2 separate regions of the Mus musculus genome follow, and region 1 is linked to region 2. The links are chromatin contacts, found by Hi-C or POLR2A ChIA-PET in ENCODE. All regions are on one chromosome and are shown on one strand. The core of a region is the stretch at or near the end of the contact, and the rest is flanking DNA. Distances in the headings are between cores, read along the strand shown.

Evidence for each region. A loop is a pair of places that touch in the nucleus more often than their neighbours do. ChIA-PET counts read pairs that join two places held with the same protein, here RNA polymerase II (POLR2A).
Region 1: a loop to region 2 is called in a map of T-helper 2 cell, with 2.3 times the contacts of the local background. The contact joins the promoter of Efhc1 here to the promoter of Tmem14a in region 2. A Hi-C loop is called at or near these places in 3 of 37 maps with a recorded cell type or tissue (T-helper 2 cell and heart). POLR2A ChIA-PET finds 5 or more read pairs at or near these places in 1 of 5 experiments (embryonic stem cell).

Annotation. Positions count from the first base shown.
Region 1 is chr1:20,947,452-20,953,793 of GRCm38, forward strand. Efhc1 (EF-hand domain (C-terminal) containing 1) reads left to right here and starts at 4,175. Exons shown (of 11, transcript NM_027974.1): 1 at 4,175-4,345. The coding sequence starts at 4,283. All of the region lies in intron 1 of Gm51618 (a long non-coding RNA gene), which reads right to left.
Region 2 is chr1:21,213,990-21,220,840 of GRCm38, forward strand. Tmem14a (transmembrane protein 14A) reads left to right here and starts at 4,586. Exons shown (of 5, transcript NM_029398.3): 1 at 4,586-4,900. All of the region lies in intron 1 of Gm28836 (a long non-coding RNA gene), which reads right to left.

The sequences.
Region 1 (6,342 bases), core at 2,925-5,424, 270 kb before region 2:
GCCAGCATACTGCATAGCCTGGACTTTGTGGTCCTCTTTCCTCCCTTCCAGAGTACTGGGATCACAGGTGTGTGACACTTGACAAGGTCAGTCCTCTTTTAAGATAAGAGGCTCCAGAGAATGAGGATAATGGGATTGAGTATGGGAGGGTACTCTGGGGACATGCCACTGGCCAGTTGTCCCTCTTGCCCCCACCTAGAATTCAAGGCCTGCTATTTCTGTCCAGCAGAAAAGAGGAGAATAGCAAAAATCACCGCCAAGATAATCCAGAACACAGACACAGCCATTTGGAATTTGTCCTGGGAATTTAGCAACTGAAGAGTAGGGAGGCCGTGGGATTGAAAACCATGAAGTCAGTTCTTCACAGAGAGTCAAAGAAGTGATGGATATTAAATTAAATAGTCCCTAGAGGGGACTTTTCAGGCCCTGTCCTGTCAGGTTCCTTGGGAGACATCTTCCAGCCTTCTGAGCTCCTTCTCCATCTCTGATAGAGTGTTGATGGGTCCAATTTTGTATGTCTTGTGCAAAAATACTTTTTAAAATTAAAGCTGCTGTCCTTCACGAACGCAAGGCCATGTCATGCTCCCAAAACAGCATTCCATAGCTCCCAAACCCTTCCTCCAGTTTTTACCATTTTTTTCCCATCTTATTTGCTGTTGTTTGGTTTTGGTTTGGTTTGGTTTTTTGAGACAGACTCTCACTGTTTAGCTCAGTTCAGCCTTAAAGTTGCTGCACTCTCCAAAGTACTGGATCCTAGCACTATGATCCTAATGTTCGAGCACACACCAGAGAGAACAGAGAATTCTGTTGTGACTCCAGTTTCTGAAGGCTGGGATAATCTAAGAATGTGGTGTCTGCATCTACTATGTATTAATGTGCTACATACTACTAGTCCTTAAAAGTTGAAGAAGCAAGCAAAAGATACCTTGCTTCATAACAGCCCTTTCTTATAATAACTACTCACAACTCGCTCACCAGACAAAGGCAGCTGCCCCATGACCTAGTCACCTCAAAGACAAAACCTTCTCTCCGCGCCATGATCACTATCACCATAGCAATTACATCTCAACATAAGCACCACAGTGGACAGACCACATTCAAATCACGGCAGAGACTCGACCTGGCATGTCCTCTTTCCAAATGGATAGCAATTTTTAAAGGCCACAGACCAAGGAAGTTGTCTCTACCTATGCCCTTCTGTGGTACAAAAGTAAACTAAAAGACACTCCGCTGACCATTTGACTAGTAGGGTTTACTCTAAAAGTACACGAACAGAAGCCACTCCTCAAACACAAACTGATTCCTCCAGAGCAGTGGGCTCAGGTGTGACTGACCCTTCCAGTCCCACAAGCTCCCTCCTTTGCACCAGGGAAGGTGGACCCAGAGCAGCCAGACTGTTCAGCCATAGTCTCCCAAGCCTGTTTATGTGCCCTGGGGTTTAGGAGAACTGATATGAATGGAGAGATCGTGGGCCTGCAAGAGTACAAGCCTATCATGGTGAGTCACTCATCACTGATGCTGGATACCCAGCAGCTTTGAGGTACTGAGGAGCGGGGAGCTGATGGGCTGAGATGTTCATCATGACTACTCCCAGTCGCCATCCTCGTCACTGGCTTGGGGACGGTGCAATGGTGGGAACTTTTTAAAATTTTCAGCAACTGCTGTGATGCTAGTCAATTCATTGAAAGTTTTAATTAAATAGACAAATCTCTGTAAGTCTGGGCTTCGTGGAGAATTTCAGGAGGTCAGCAAGAAATACATAATGAAATGCTGTCTTAAAAGAAGAAAAGAAGGTAAAGGAGAAGGAGGAGGAGGAGGAAGACATGAATGAACAATAGTAGAGAGAAAGGAAGAAGTACAGGAAAAGAATTTTGTGAGTTAAGCATAGCCTTCTCCAGTAACATCTTTAGCTGTTACTTACTGCATTCTCACCCTGGCCCCTGAAGCTTCATGCCAGTTAGTGAAACCCACAGGATGATTTGCTGTGATAAGCAGCCATAAAGGCAAAGCAGATATGGTATCTATTCTTGCTTGTCAACCTGACACTATCTGGGATTCGCTAAACCCCAAGTGGCTGGATATACTTGTAAGAGATTTTTCTTAATGAAATAATTTGGAGTCAGAAGACGCACCCTTAAGATCTCGTGAGGTGGGAAGATCCACCTTTAATCTGGGCCACACCTTCTGCTTGCAGCCTATATAAAGGATGTGGAAGGAGGAGGCTGGCTCTCTCTTTGCCTGCTTGCTCTGACTAGCAAGTCCCTTCCTTCACTGACATTAGAGTCTACTTCTTTGGGACTCTGGCATATACTGAAGACATCCAGCTGAGACATCCAGCCTTGTGTACTGAACAACTACTGAATTCTTGGACCCTTGGTTGATAGACAGCTGTTGGACTAGCTGGATGACAGCCTGTAAGGCACTCTAATAAACCAAAATCCAGTGTGTTCATGTGTGTATGGTGTGTCCATGTGTGGTGTGTTTGTGTGTGTGTGTGTGTGTGTGTGTGTGTGTGTGTGTTTGTAGTGATAGGTACAGTAAAGCATTTATGTCTGGCTTTAAATGAAAGGTATGGTAAAACCTTTATGTCTGGATTTAATTGAAATGTTTCAGCAAAGTCTTCGCTATGTTTGGGTCAATTAGTAGAAGCTAAAAATTATTTTGAGACTGTTTGAAACCTGAGGAAATGTCGTCTCTCTCTAGAGAATCTGCACTTGGTCCTATGTGAGAGCTTGCAGCTGTACCAACCTTGGTTTTAAGGTGCTCCTAGCAAACCTGGAGTTCTTACTTTTGATTATAGCTAGCAGTGATCAAAAGGCTCGTCTGCTCTCATGGGCAGCAAAGGCAAGATAACTTTGGTAGCTAGAACCTTCCCAGCCCCAATTAAGCTTGTATAATATTTGAACAAAGTCACTGGAGTGAGCTAGCGGGATGCCAGCCTTTTCCAAGAAGGATGAACCCTCTTGCCCCTTCAGAAAATGAAGGCTTAGCATCTTGGTAAGCTTCTCTATTTACTTCGGCACCTACAGCCAACATCAATCAATGTGTTTATTCATTCCATCAGTTCTGCTCCTCTAGGGAACCCTGACTAATGCAGCTGCCATCTTAACTGGTGGCAGCAAATGACCCATGATACTCTCCCTCAGGCTTACTACTCTACCGTTTCTCTAAATTCCTAGGTCAGAAAACATGTTATAAAGACCAAACTCCTAGGAAATTTGAGACATAATGGAAAAAAATCTCTGGGCATCTTAGCTTCCCTTTTATTTCCCCATGCTGACAGACTCTTGGTTTCTTTCTTTTCCTGATGATCTTTCAGGAATGGGGTCACTTTTTTTTTAAAGGAAAAAAAAAAAGTTGTCCAGAAAATGCTATACTCTGCAGTACACATGACCCTGACAATATTTCACTCCCCTGAATTACTTCTTTCTCATGACTCGGTCTCTCTTTGAAGGTTCTCTCTTCCTCTGTGGTTCTTATGTATCACTGATGCTATAGCTATAAAGCAAGGACTAAGGTAGGCGTAGGCACTCTCCAGCTTTTCAGTCAACAGATACCCAGTAAAGTTCTGAGACCTCAGCACACAATCTATAGGAATCTACGGTGGAACAGATAGCTAAGAGGGGACCAGGAAGCCGTGGAAAGACTGGGGCTTCAAATCGGATCAAGTCTGAGCAACGAAAATGCAGTCGATTATAATCTAATCCACAGCCCTTGCCTCATAATTTGATGAGTCTGAAGTATTTAGCGCTTTCACTGGGGAGCAACCACTGTACATTGTGTCTGGACTAGGACAGCAGCTCTTTCCCCAGAGAAAGGGTGCCTGAGCTCTTGGGAGGACTAACGTGGAGCAAGGAACTTCTTTGTAACAACTGATCTAAAGGGACGTGGTCCAATCCCAGACCTCACTGCGCGAGCCAAGGCCTAAGAACATCCGCTTTCTTCAGCCCACCCCTAGGTTGCATCCTCTGGGAGCCAGGAAGTGGGGGCTGAGGAGAAAGGGAAAAGTATGGGAAAGAAAGGGGGCGGAGCCGCCTCTGCCACACCCATTAGCCACGTCCTGTGGCCACTAGAGTCAGTAGTGCTGTGCGCAGGCGCAGACCTGGCCTCCGCCTCCCTTTCCCCGCCCCCTAACATCCTCCCCTCCTCCCCGCCGCTCCTCCCCTCTCTCGACTAGTGTGTTTGGCGTTACCAGGGAGTCTGGAGAGGCCCGCGAGTGCAGTTTGTTGCCAGGGTAACCCGAGCGGCAAAAGGCAACCGAGGTGGCAGCTGCAGGGCAGCGATGGGGACCAACCCGGTGCACGGCCTGCCCTTTCTCCCGGGCTCGTCCTTTACAGACTCCACGGTGAGGGCCAGCCCGAAGGGTTCTCCACTTGGCTCGCCTCTGCGCTCCTTCATTCCGCAGGCTCCGTCGTCCTCGCGCATCCCAGCCTCTGCCGATTTTGCTTGGCCTCTTGGTAGTCCACTCACCCTCCTGGGTCCTCACCGTGGCCCTGTTCTTTCTTTACTGCCCCATCTACCTGCCTTCTGGCCCGATTACCCCAGGCTGTCTCCAGGCCTCTCCCCAGCTGCACTGTAACCCTACTCAGCGCCTTCATCCTCTCCTACCGTCTCTCCACAGCAGCCTCATTCTGGATTTGTCTCACCGCTTCTGAATCCTCAGGGTCACTGCCCTTCAACCCCTTTCCTCTATGTGTATGCATCTTTTCCACGTACTCCTTTCCTGACGGGTCCCCACCCCAGTCTCTGGCCTTTTGAGTTAAGGGTCACTTTTCTCTCCAGCTACAGCCTTCCCTAGAATTGAATCCCCCACCTCCCGCCGCCCCCACATGCTGGTTTTCTTGTAGTTTTTCTCTGTAAAGCATTCTTCCTCCTCTCCTTGTATTTCTTCCGTCTCAACCATAGGAATGAACCACTTAATGTTTCTCTTTCTGTAGCCCGTGTGTGTGTACTTACACACATGATTCATTTTCAGACTGTGTGTGTGTGTGGGGGGGGAGGTTGTTGTTTTATCTTGTCTGCAGCCTAGGCTGGCCTTGAACCTGAGAACCACCTGCCTCGGCCTGCAGACTGCTTGGATTAAAGACATGCCAACACACAGGGCTCCCGTTCAGATTGCATTTTACTCCTTTGCCCCAACTGTTTATAGTCATCATCTAGATGAAATTAAATATTAAATTAAATAAAGTCCAGGGTGGCGATGCACATTCGTAATCTCAGCTTTCAGGAAGCTGAGGCATACGGGTGGCCAATTTGAGTCTAGCCTGGGCTACATAGCTAGTCACTGTCTCCAAACGACAGCAGATCCAAACCAGACAGAACAGGAGCTTCGTGAAAAGGAAGTGGCTCAGAGGATAAAGCACTTGCTGCTCTCATAAGAGGAGTGGAGTTCAGATCCTTAATACCCAAGCAAGACGCTTAGCTAGACTGACCCTTACCTGATGCAGCCTACCCATGCCAACTTTGGTCTTTCATATGTATTTCCACATACATGCAAACAGGCATGTGCATATACACTCATATCCCCCCACACACACATGCTCAGAACAAACCACCCCAACAACAACAAACACGTCCTATCATATCAAAGCCAAGTGATAACAGTAATTTGGGTTCTTAGTTTCCTCCTAACATAGGTTAACTGTTTGTTCATTTCTTTCGACACCAGGTCTCAAGCAGTCCCAGTTGACTTCACACACTATATAGTCTGGGCTGATCTGGAACTGATCCTCTGGGCTCCTAAGTGTGGGGTTACAGGCAGGTCACCAAAGACAGATCTTTGTGTCAGACAAACACTCTAACAACAGAGCTACACTCCCAACCCTAACTCTCAAAAGCATTCGGCATTTAAAAAAATTATCAGAGTTACAGAAGTAATTCTGAAGAGTCAACATTAAGATTGGGTGACGATGACCATAGGTAAGCCAGTGGTCATTTGTATTTATACGGTTTAATGATTCAGACTCTTACATTTCTCTTTCCATTTCTTAAGGCAAATTATTTCATCTACTTGTTTTCTAGGGGACACAGATTTCAATTTTAGTTGAAAATGTGGTGAGACTCTCAGACTCTCTTCTAGTCTTGTATTAAGATGGTCATCTTTTAAAGCTACAAGCTCATTCAATGTGATTCCTGTTTGTTTGTTTGTTTGTTTGTTTGAGACAGGGTTTCTCTCTCTTTTCACCCGACTAGCCTGAAATTTGCTGTGTAACTTAGCCTATCCCCAGACTCACTATGATCTCTAGCCACCATTTCTCAAGGACTGGATTAAAAGAAGTCTGGCATATGGTGCCTGGCCAGCATCATAGATTTTCTGTTTTAATGAACTTTTAAATTTTTATA
Region 2 (6,851 bases), core at 3,336-5,835:
TTATTAAGGAAAGATCAAGGACATGAGAAAGGCATTTGTGAAACTTGGCACCAGGACTCTACATACTCAGAAGATCTGGGGGTGTTCACAGCTGCATGTCTCATGGGTTTGTGCTTTATGAGAAACACTTTGGAAGAAGAAACATGGCTCTCCTTTTCTTAGTACCCTCCTTCACATCTCTTCATTTAGTTCCTGAACATGCTCCACCCCGCAAGCTGTGGAGAATGGTATTTTCTGAAGACTTCTTACACAACCTAAACGCTTGAGTTCAGACTGAGATGCAGTCTTATAGATTTTTGTTCCCTCTCACTATCATCAGAAAGTCTGCCAAAGCCAGTTTGTGACTGATCGTACTCTCTGCAAAACGTTCCTGGAGGCATAAACTCTGATGGTGAGCAAGCCCTCAAGGTGTGGGACATGTCAGGCACTGAGCAAAGCTGGCCCAAGAGTGAGGTGACATGCTGTGGGCGGCAAGAGCTGACAAGTCAAGTCTGCCAAAGCTCATTGGAGCCCAGATAATGCCAGACATGGAGATGGCAGGGTTGGTGTTTCCCTGCTGGCTTTCAGTGTGGATTTGGTCCTGTCACTCCTTGCTGTCTACCCTCGTTCCTCTCTTTGGTAATGAGAGACTTTAGTCTGTGCTGTGACATACTGGGAGGCTGTACTTCATTTTCTTGTATTGCTGGGGCTCATAGTTTAGAGACTGAACCGAGTTTAGAAGCAACACTGGAAGAAGAGTCCTGAAATGTGTCTGTGTGTAGCATCAAGTGTGGCACAGACTCTCAAGCTTCCTGCACTAGAGCTGCTGCGCTGCACATGAGCACAGAGCCTGACCTCCAGGCTTCCAGGTGACTGGCTTTGGAGAAGGGCCTGAGAATCTGCTCTTCTAATCCTCTCTCAAGTGGTGCTCACACAGGTCTGGGCACCACCCTTGGAAGATCATTGTGTATATTTAAGACTAAACTCCAAGAAGGCTTAGCTAGGTAGCAAACAAGCAAACAAACTGCCAAACTGTTCTGTTTCCCACTCAAAATCCAGATTCACTCAGCAGAAGCAGCCACCAAGTCCTCTAAGAGATGATGAGAGGTGGCATCAGGTGGGCTTTGGAAGAGTTTCACAGTCAAGGGCATTCGAGACGTGGAGAGCCTCTGTGATAAGCTTATTGGTGCAAATGACCTGGCGGATACACAGCCGGTCTATCAGACAAGCTGCAGATTCAGTGTAGGTCACTGCATGAGGTTAGGGTGTGTGTGTGTGTGTGTGTGTGTGTGTGTGTGTGTGTGTGTGTAATAGAATCTAAAACCTTGCCGTTTCTCAGAGGTAAGGTCATGAGTGTTCTACTCAAATGCTTTCCTAGGCAGCATAAATAGCTCGATGGCAGCACACTGTGCTGACAGAGGACTTGTGTAATTCTGCCTTGAGGAGAGCCGAGCTTGAGGGCAGAGTGATTTCTATCGAGACTTCTTGCTTCTGAGACCTCTGAAAATGAATGTCCTCAGGGCTAGAGGCAGTCCTTAGAAGTATCACTGAAAAAAAAGAACATGAAAACACTGTTCTTTCTTTCTCCTTCTGGTTTTAAGAGACAGGGTTTTTCTGTGTCATCCTTTCTGTCCTGGAAGTCACTCAGTAGACAAGGCTGGTCTCAAACTCACAGGTCCACCTGGCCTTGTCTCTCAAGTGCTGAGATTAAAGGTGTACACCCCCATCACCAAATGAAAAGATTGTTGTGTCATGGAAATGTGTCACTTTTTAAAAATTGAATATAGGAAGGGGTTATTAATTAATCCTATACTATTTGTACTCCCCCTTTACATTCCATTTTATTGTACACATGTACATTAACCTTCACAGTGTTAGCAGAGCAACATATGGTAATTTTAAAATAGGTTATAACCCAGACTAGGTGGTTCACATCTATAATTCAGCCCTTGGAAGGCTGAGGCTAAAAGGATCACTGTGGCTTTGAGTCCAGCCTGGGAGATATAGGGGATTCCAGACCAATGTGGGTTACGTAGTGAGACTCTCTCTCAAACATTAAGTAATTATTAATATTCTATGTACTGTATGCACACATGCTGATTCAACACGTCTTTGCCTGATGAACAGAAGTAAAGTTGCCATATGGATCAGAAAGGAAAGAGTGAAGACTCTTTGCAGTGTACACTTGGAATACCTGAGACACACTGACTTTCTCAGTGATTGTTGAGAATCAGGCTTAGGACCCAGTGAGAATAACTCAGAAAGTCCTGACTGATTAGACAGCGGGCTGGACAAATGGACTGGTGGCCTGCTTCTCCCTTCCACCATTTTCTCCTCTCCTCTACCTATGGAAACACCCATTACTACAGAGCTAGCAGCTTTCCTCTGGGATCTGCAATTCTCAAAACTGTAAGGATTGGAAGCAGGTGCAAATGTCAGGCAGAGTAAAGAATTTTCTGTTTCCACTAACCTCTAATTTAATCTCACTGTTTGCATTAGGGAAATACACATCAATCCACAGTAGCACTGCTGTGTGTCTCCTATCATGGGGGACCACACACAGTCCCATTACAGACAGTTCATGACAGTACTTACATGTGACACAATTCTGAAGTTATGCTGATAGACATAACTCAAGACCATTTACTCTTCAGGATATTTATTAACCGAGCTTCCTTTGAGATTTTATGTATTTCTCCGGCATGCCAAAGGCTCTAGGCCATACTGAATTGTGCATCTCTGTTACTACGAAATATGGACAAAAAGTCTGTCTTAGTTGGGGTTTTTATTGCCACGATGAGACATGACCACAGCAACTCTTATAAAGAAAAAAACACTTAATTGGGGCTGGCTTATGGTTCCGTGATTTAGCCTATTGTCATCATGTCAGGAAAAATGGTGGCATGAAGGCAGACACTTGGGGATCTGAGGGTTATATATTAGGAAGTACAGACATCAGGAAGAAAGGGTGACATTGGGCCTGGCTCGAGCATCTCAAGGCCAAGAGACAGAGCCCACTCCCGGTGACATACTTCATGAAACAAGGGGACACCTCCTAATAGTGCCACTGCTATGAGCATTTAGGGGCCATTTTCACTCTAACTATCACACAGTCTTACAAGTTGGCAGAGGTGCTGAGGCCACAGGGAATTGTGTCTCTGTCACCATGGATCGTAGGTAGACAGTCTTACAGGTTGGCAAAGGCCGAAGGTTTCACTGCACCCTCATCCTCAGCTCCACCCTTGGCTTCCACTCGAGCAGGTGGCAGCTGATGGCTTGAGCTCAGGTGACAAGTTCCCTCTACCTAAGAGCAGTCCTGTTCCACATATCTGACAGTGTGGAATCCCAAATGCCCTACAGAGAGATGTTCTCTGGGGTTCATTTAGAATCACTGAATAGGAGCATGTTGTGGCGGCTTCATCTTCTGGTACTTTAGTAGGAGAATCTCTGAGTGTCTATTCTGAGCCATATCTTAATCTGCTGCCGGGGCTGATGGTATGAGGGGTGTTTAAGTGCAACAGACTGCACAAGAAGGACTGTGCTCCAACTTTCAGACCAACAGAACAACAACAAAGACCAAACTCTAAATCCACTGTGAGTAAAGGAGCCATCATTTACCCAAGCATGCCATGGAAATAATAAAGCTTTCCAAGAGGGTTTTCATATTATTTTTAGACTTTGAGTAGGAAAGAGTTCTGAATCTGAGGAGGGGGGGGGAAGGGAGAGAGACAGACAGAGAGAGACAGAGACAGAGATAGCTAGGCCACGTGTGCACAATCAGGATGTGGGAAGAAGAGAGAACCAGGAGAATCTGAAAGCAAACTTTAGGATGGGACTAACTCCATAGCTCCGTGTCACTCCATAGCCCTATGTCAGCGCCCCTGCGACACTTCCAGGGTCTGATTAATTCTCTAGGAGCAGTATAGATTTCCCAGTTCTCAAAAGCAGTCACATTACTTCTCCAAATGTGTGTGTGTGTGTGTGTGTGTGTGTGTGTGTGTGGTGTGGTGTGTAGGATCAACAAACAAATGCCACCTGTTTAATGTATATAATTAATGTATATGTCTTTGAGGTAATTCTATTACTCCTCACCTCCGAGAATTCTGGAGCTTTCCTGAATACCTTGATTGCTGTTGTATAAGGGAGGGCACAGTGTTCATCCTAATTACTATTTCCATCCTAGAAAGCCCAACTGGAGTCGCATGAGAATTTACCAAGAGACACAATTTAATGTCAGTGTAAGGAGATTTTCTGGAAACTGATTCCCCTAGCCTTGCAGGACTCAAAATTCTTTCCAACTGTGGCGTTATGTGCCACACCTCCTGATCATCTAAACCTGGATACCTTGATCCCACAGAGTAAAAGAGTAAAAGATCAGGAGGCTATCTATGCCCTTATCTACCTACCGGCATTCATGCCTTGAAATCAGGTTAACTTTCACTGATCCTGAAGACCTTCGCATTCTGGAACGTCCCCACCTCCACTGAAAGTGGAAACAATTTGTAGACTATGTATATGTTGTTTACCTTCCTAAAATTCTTATGACGATGTAGGGGGATCCTAGCTAAACCAAGGAGTCCCTCTGCAAGCATCATCCCGGCCGGCAGGGGGAAGCAGACTCCAACCCTGCGCTCTCGGGGCCTACACAGCCGGGTGGGGAAGCGACTTCACTTCCCAGGGTCTTGGCCTCTGCTGGCCCAGAGCTGCACCCCACTCCCAGGCCGAGGACAGTAGAAGAACTTGGGATCCAGGACTCTACAACGCACGAACCAGCTCCAGAGAGGACTCAGCTCTGTGCACTCTGCTCTCTAAGGCGGGTCGCAGCTAGGCAGTGCGCCTGCGCAGAACTGCTTCCGGATTGAGGGACTACTCTTGCGCTTTTTCCGCTTTCACCAGCTGCAGCAAGTGCTCAAGGGTGCAGGTGAGCTGTGCATCCATCCCTTAAAAGAAACTTTTCATGCAAAGGCATGAGAATAAACCGTTCTTTGCTGAGCATCCGCCCTCTCCTTCAGTCCCTCGATCTTCACAGCAGAAAACAGTTCAGACGACCTGGGGAGGGAGGGAGGGAATGGCATCTGCCCTCCCACAGATCTTTTCTGGCTCATCCTTCCAATTTCCTGAATTTCTGCTTTCCTGGGGGCCCTAAATATCGCATCTGTCTTACTCTTTACCTTCCCAGAGGTGAGGCGTGGTGGTAGGTAAAGTTCAACCAAGACTTGCTTCAAAAATGGCTCTCATGCCCACTTAGATCATAGGTAATTAGTTTATTTTTATGTGAAAATGCTTTGTGCATACTTATTTACAGATATCTTAGTGGGTGGAGAAGATTCAGGAGGACCTGAGATGGTGGGGCTGCGGAGGGATTTTCAGTTTCCTATGCTAAGCAGTGAATAATTTTGTTGCATTGCATCCAGGACGTTTTCCAGTCCTATATCAGCACCTAGCCTCTGTCTGTTGCATGAACATGCAGTGAACATGCCTCCCTCTTCCAGCCACATTCCACAACTTTCAAGTTCTTACACCCTTTGGGGTTTGGGAAGCAGGTGCGGGGAGGCAAGTGTCCTTTGCTTTCCAGAAGAAGCCAGCAAGATAACTGACTTGTGTAAGTTTTCACAGTAAGCAATTGTTGGCAATGGATTAATTTTACCCTTCTATAGAACTAAACTCAGTTCTCTGTGGAGACGCAGGAATTGTGGGATTCCTGACAATGTAGCCAAGGATGGTGAGGCAGTGGGGGTGTGGGTGTGGGTTGGGGGGGTGGCCAGCCACTGGATAACTTCCACACAGGCTGTGTATTGGAGCCACCCACTCATTCTCTCAGGGCAGTGCGCTTGGAGCTGTGTGCAGGTCAGCAATGGATGAACTAGTGTGGGTTTGCCCTACTTGAGCTTGGCTGGCAGAGAAAAAGAATCTGACAGGCAACGAATCTCAAGCAGGAAATTAAAGGAATTTATCTCTTATTGAAACAGGGTCACACGATCAGTTGGGGGACTCAAGAAGGTGAACTCACTTTTCATATTTTAAGTTAGCTTAGAAGAAAAATTAGAATCCACGTTACTATCCAGTGACGAATAATCTGTGCTATTAGCTTTGGATTTTTAAAAAAGTATGTCTTCTTGACTATTAGGCACATCAGTGAATAGTTCAAATATATGTGTATGTGCACACACAAACATGCTCTCGTGCTTACACACACACACACACACACACACACACACTACTGCCCAGAGACTCTGACTAAGGGAAAAGCATCAAGACTTCCCACCCTTAATTCCACTAGTGCTCCAAGACAGAGACCAGTAGGGAGCCTTGCTTGTAACTCCCCAGCCTTGCCCACCTCCAGGCTGTAGACTCTCAAGGCTGACTCTCAAATGCATGCACGCTCCCCTTTATTGTCCTTTCTCACAGGTGGGCACTCTCATCAACTGATAGCTCCACTGCATTCAGCTCCAGATTCATGTCCCCCTGCCTTTCCTGAGTATGTTCCACTACCACAGCTAGGAAACATTAAGTCTGCCTGTAAGGCTTGCTGGCTTAACCCTTCACTGACCTTGGGGCAAGACCCACAGACTCCCCTTACAGGGTGATGTGAGCGCAGGTGATATTTCTAATGGACACTCTTTGCACAAAACATGTGTGTTTCAGGATTTAAGGTGTGTCATTATTCGTTTGTTTGTTTTGAGACAGAATTTATGTGTGTAGCCCTGGCTGTCCTGAAACTCACTCTGTAGACCATGCTGGCCTCGAACTCAAAAATCTGCCTGCCTCTGCCTCTGCCTCTCTGCCTCTCTGCCTCTCTGCCTCTCTGCCTCTCTGCCTCTCTGCCTCTCTGCCTCTCTGCCTCTGCCTCCCAAGTGCTGGGATTAAAGGCA